Linked DNA regions of Mus musculus: region 2 is linked to region 1. A link is a loop called in an ENCODE intact Hi-C map of the cell type or tissue named here. Cell type or tissue: left cerebral cortex. All regions are shown on one strand. Links, peaks and the distances in the headings refer to the core of each region. The heading gives the core; the rest is flanking DNA. Region 1 has its middle 6.3 kb from the start of Gm13777. Region 2 overlaps Celf1 (CUGBP, Elav-like family member 1).

Region 1 (2,806 bases), core at 208-2,707:
CCCTCCTTTTCTGAGAGTGTCTCATGTAGCCCAGAAAGACCTCAAACCTGTCTTGGAGCTAAGGTTGTCCTTGCACTTCTGACCCTCTGGCCTCTACAACCTAGAGTTCCATTATATAAAGTTTTTCCAATGCTGGGAATCAAATCTAGTGTTTGCTAGTCTAGTACTTTACAAACTGGACCACATCCCTGGCCCATTTTCTTTTCTTTTTTTTTTTAATAAATGTTTTCTTTTTTACATATTTTTTTAAGGTTTTATTTATTTATTTATTATTATATGTAAGTACACTGTCGCTGTCTTCAGACACTCCAGAAGAGGGAGTCAGATTTCGTTACAGATGGTTGTGAGCCACCATGTGGTTGCTGGGATTTGAATCCAGACCTTTGGAAAAGCAGTCGGGTGCTCTTACCCACTGAGCCATCTCACCAGCCCCCTGGCCCATTTTCTTGAGACCAGAGTTTTTCTATGCAGCCCAGGGTAGCTTTGAATTTGTGATTCTCCTGCCTTGGCCTTCTATGTCCTGGAATTATGTTTTCTTTTTTAAACCCTAATTTTTCAAAATGTTTAACTACTACATTCATTTTATGCAAATGCTTGGTGTCCTTGGAGCTTAGGAGAAGGTCACTCAGGTGCCTCACAACTAGACTTACAGGCAGTTGTGAACCACCATGTAGGTGCTGGGAAGAGAATCTGGGTCTCTGCAAGAGCAAAACCTGCTGTTAGCCATTAAGCTCTCTCTCCAGACCCCAGAGAAGCACCATCTAGAACAGTGCAACAACTGACTGGAATATCCCAAATGTTCTATGCTGTGGTGGTTTAAATGACTTTGAAAGCATTAGCAGAGGCCTTGTTGGAGAACATATGTTCCTGGAGCTAGGCTTACAGGTTTCAAAAGCCCACATGAGGCCCAGTCTCTTGCTCTCAGCCTTCAACCTGCAGGTAAGATGTAAACTCTCAACTACTACTCCAGCACCATGCCTACCTGCCTGCTGTCATCCTTCCTGCCATAATGGTCATAGACTCACTAAGCACACCCCCAACTAATGCAATTTGTTTCATAGGCTGCCTTGGATATGCTCTTCACAGCAACAGTAACCAAGGCAGCATGACAAATATAGTTTTTGAAATGTTAGGGTAGAACTGAAGAACCAGTTTTATTTAAAAAAATACTTTATTTAGGGATGAGAAGATGGCTTAGAAGTTAAAAGAACTGTTCAAGCAGAGGACATGGCTTAGTTCCTGGTATATACTTGGCAGCTCACCACCTTCAACTTCAGTTCCAGGGGTTCCAACTCCTTCCTCTGAGCTTCCAAGGCACCAGGCACATACGCCAGCACACACACACACATACGCAGGCAAAGCATTCATGCATATAAAAAATACATTAAGTCTTCCTTCTTTTGTTTTTTGTTTTTGAAGCAGGGATTCTCAATATAAAACCCTGGTCATCCTGGAACTTGCTTGGTAGAGTATGCTGTCTTTGAATTCAGAGATTATGCCTGCCTCTGCGTGCAGAGTGCTGGGATTAAAGGCATGAACCACCACCACCAAGCAAATCTTAACTTAAAAAACAAAAATTACAGAAGCTAATGGGGAAACTGTCTGGAATGATGTAGGTCTAGAGCAATGGTTCTCAACCTGTGGGTCAGGACCCCTTTGGGGTCACATCAGATATCCTGCATACCAGATATTCACATTAAGATTCATAATAGTACCAATTTTGCAGTTAGGGAGAAGCAATACAATTTTATGGTTGGAGATCATCTCAGCACAAGAAACTGCCACAGCATTAGGAAGGCTGAGAACCACTGCTCTACAGAGTTTCAGGATGAGGCAAGTCACATTAGGGGAAGGGAAGGTGGGGTTGGAAGGGATACACAAGTAGGATGGTTTTGAAACAAGATAGAAGACAAGCTCAAAAGGCTGGAAAGGCCACAGACAGCTGGTAGGGCATTTTTTCATTGAGTAGACTTAGAAGAGAAAGGAGAAGCCACCTCAGGATGCAGGCTATCTAAAAGCCTGTGATTACATTTACCCAAAATATCCAGAACGCACAAAACTACTACAAGTAGATTAGTCTAGCCAGAGGTGGTGACACATGCCAGAGACAGGTGGATCTCTGAGTTCCAGGCCAGCCTGGTCTATAGATCTAAGCAGCAAGACAACCAGGGCTACACAGAAAATCCCTGTTGTGGTGATTTGATTAGGTTTGGCCCCCATAGCTTCCTGTGTTTGAATGCTTGGTCACAGGGAGTGGCACTTTTAGGAGGTGCAGCCTTGCTGGAGGAAGTATGTCACTGTGTAGGTGGGCTTTGAGGCCTCCTTGGCCTAGGCTCCGCCCAGTATGAAATTCCAGTCTTCTCCTGGCTGCCTTCAAATCAAGATGTAGAACTCTTGGCTCCTCCAGCACTAAGTATGCTATATGATGCCACCCTTCCAGTATGATGATAATGGACTGAACCTCTGATTCTGTAAGGCAGTCCAAATAAAGTATTTGTCTTTAAGAGCTTGGTCATGGTGTCTCTTCACAGCAATAAAACCCAAACTAAGACACCTGTCTTGAAACACACACATACACACAAAGTAGCTTAGTCAACAAGGGCTAGGAAAATAAACGTTCATGAATATGGCCTCTGAAGTGATGAGAACCTTCCCAATTTAGTATGTATGATAACTGCACCACTCCCAATGGGGTAATTGCACAGGGATGGGCTCCCACCTTTTAAAATCTCCCAGCTCATCAGACACTACAGTGTAAGTCTTTAAACCTAGCAGTTGGGAGGCAGAAGGTGGATCTCTAATACAA
Region 2 (2,806 bases), core at 264-2,763, 65 kb after region 1:
CCTTATCTCAGCCCTTGAGAAGCAGAGGCAAGAAAATCAGGAGTTCAAAGCCAGCCTTGTCTAGACACTGAATTTGAGGTCAACCTGGGCTTTTTGAGAGCCTGTGGTTTTTTTTTTTTTTTGTTTTTGGGGTTTTTTTTGGGAGGGGGGTGTAGTTAAAACCAAAAACAAGGCCAGGCATAGTGTGGCACAGGCCTTTATTCCCACCACTAAGGAAGCAGAGACAGGTAGAGCTCTGTGAACTTGAGGCCAGCCTGGTCTGACAGCAAATTCCAGGACAGCCAGAGCTACATAATAGAGGAAAGAGATACTGTCAAAATCAAACCAAATCAAACCCAAAGCTGATTATGATGGCACATGCCTTCAATCTCAACATTCAGAAGGGAGAAGCAGATGGATCTCTATAAGAGGCCAGTTTGGTCTCACATAAATAAGTGAGTTCCAGGCCAACTAGAACCATATACTGAGAACCTGGGGGGTGAATGGATGGAGGTATAGATGGACATGGCACATAACGACACAGGAACAAACGGGATGGTAGATAGACCAGACACACACCATACCAGACAGACACATAGACATAAAGACAGACAGACAGACAGACAGACAGACACACACACACACACACACACACACACACACACACACACACACACAACCAGCCTTTGTCTAAAACAAAAGTGATTTAAGTCTTAATGTTTTTGGGTTCTCATAAGTCAGTATGCTGAACATACTGTATATAAAGCACATATCTGGAGGCTTAGCTAGTAAATTCAAAATGTGACATATGTGCGATGTGGGCGACATTATTCTGAGAACTTTAAAATCTTCTAACTTTCACTCTGTAGTCCCAAAGATGACATAATAGCCAACTATGCAGAAGGTGCAAGCTCAAGCAAGAGGTACAAAAAATATAAAAGACAGCACAGAAATAAAAGATAAGAAAAGTCACATTATCAGAAAAATAAATTTCAAATGTGGCTCTCTCCCACTGTGAATCAACCTATAAATGGAGGCTTCAAGGCTTCTTAGGAGGAGGTATCAAGATACCCTTTAGGATACTCTTCAGTGTGCTCCCAATCAAAAGAAGGCACAGGCAAAGACCAGGCACTATAGCAAATATGGCTGACTATATGGTAAAGAAAATGGTGTTTTCTTTCTAGAAGCTCATAGCGCATGGCTGTTTAGAATTCAAACACAGTATCAGCTGACCCTGGTAATAGAACACAAAAGTATACAGTAAATCCCCAGTACAGGAAAAGAAAGGGAAGAGAGATCGGCAGCTCCAGAGCTAGAGAGTAAGAATAACTGTGTGGGGTTAGGAGGATCAAGGTTTAAGAACAACTGGTGAGGACAGGAGAGATGGCCTGCAGTTAAGAGCACTGGCTGCTCTTTCAGAGGATCAGGGTTCAATTCCCAGTACTGACTAACAACCTCTGTGATCCCAATAAACTCCAATTCCAGGAGTCCAATGCCCTCTTCTGGCATCCACCGGTGCTGCACACACAGCACACAGACTTACATATAAACAAAACAAACATTCATATACATTAAATAAATAAATCTTAGAAAAGGAAGAGGAAGAAGTTAGAGGAGGAAAAAGGAAGAAAGAACAAACAGCTGGGGGTGAAGCCCAATAGGAGAGCACTTGCCTAGCATACATGAGGCCAAGGGTTCAATCCCCAGTACCTCCTACCACCACTGGAGAACTACTTGGACTACAAAGATAGAGCTAAGAGATTTACACACCCTAGTTCACTAAGAAATCAATAAAGTCGCAATACCTAATCCACTCACCTACCCAAAAGGAACTGAAGGAGAAGTAGGTATGACAGCACATACCTGTAATCATCTATAATCCCAGCATCCATTCAGATGACAGCCAGGAAGAGAACAAACAGCAAAACAAAGGCAGGGCTGGTAAGGCTTGGCAGGTAAAGGGGAAGAAAAAAAGAAGGCCCTGTCACAAAGCCCAATGGCCTGAATAAGATCCCAAGTTACGACATAGTGGAAGGACAAAACTTTCTCTTTCAAGTTGTCCTCTGTCTCCATTGGCACTCACACACTTACACTTACATATCCATACAAATAAATAAATGTAATAAAACGAGGTAGACAGTTCCAGTCCAGCTTACTGGGGAGATCTTGTATCCAAAAGAAAATTCATTGGTCAAATAAGACTAATGATATTTTAGAGTTAGGAAAAGGAACACTTTAGAAGACTAGGTTTTAAGATTCACAACTGCTTCTAACAAAGTGTCAATTATCTTGAACACAAGACTAGTGCTGTGTTCATCAACTTCCAAAATCTTAAAATTTTAAAATGCCAAGAGTGGTGGCACTTACGTATAATCTCAGCGCTTGGGAGAGGAAAACATGTCAGGAGTTCAAGGTCTGCCCCAGCTGCATAGCAAGCATAAACCTTAGGTTACAAGACACCCTATCTCAAAAAATAAAAACAATGACAACAAGCCAAACCTGAGAATGCATCGGCAGAAGCAGGAGGCTCTTAAAAGTCCGAGGTTTATCTGAGCTGCACTGTGACTGTCCCAGTGAGCCAAAGTTAGAAGATGACAACCTGGATCAAAGAGATCCATAAAACTTCAGAGCTGGGTTTGTTGACACACCTATAACCCCAGTCAGTACTCAAGAGACAGAGATAGGAGCATCCTAAATTTAGAGGCTAGGCTAGCCTGGGCTACATAAACAAGATTCTTGATTAATAATCACCTTTTCTTTCTTTTTTATAGTACTAGTAGTCCAACCCGGGACCTCTGTATGCTAGATAAACGTTATAACCACTGGA

Evidence for each region. Peaks named below come from ENCODE experiments on the same cell type or tissue, not always from the same donor. Only the 100,000 strongest peaks of a DNase experiment are listed, where the experiment ranks them.
Region 2: it touches region 1 in a loop (1.8-fold over the local background); 1 of 42 quality-filtered maps calls a loop at or near these places.

Annotation. Positions count from the first base shown.
Region 1 is chr2:91,023,620-91,026,425 of GRCm38, reverse strand. No RefSeq gene overlaps it. Among named protein-coding and RNA genes, the nearest start is that of Gm13777, 6.3 kb to the left of the region's middle. In left cerebral cortex, for the core only: no CTCF peak of the experiment used is centred there; DNase peaks (open chromatin) are centred at 1,077 and 1,228; H3K27ac peaks cover 2,365 bases.
Region 2 is chr2:90,958,222-90,961,027 of GRCm38, reverse strand. All of the region lies in intron 1 of Celf1 (CUGBP, Elav-like family member 1), which reads right to left. Among named protein-coding and RNA genes, the nearest start is that of Celf1, 19 kb to the right of the region's middle. In left cerebral cortex, for the core only: a CTCF peak has its summit at 1,497 (motif pointing left); a DNase peak (open chromatin) is centred at 812; H3K27ac peaks cover 2,141 bases.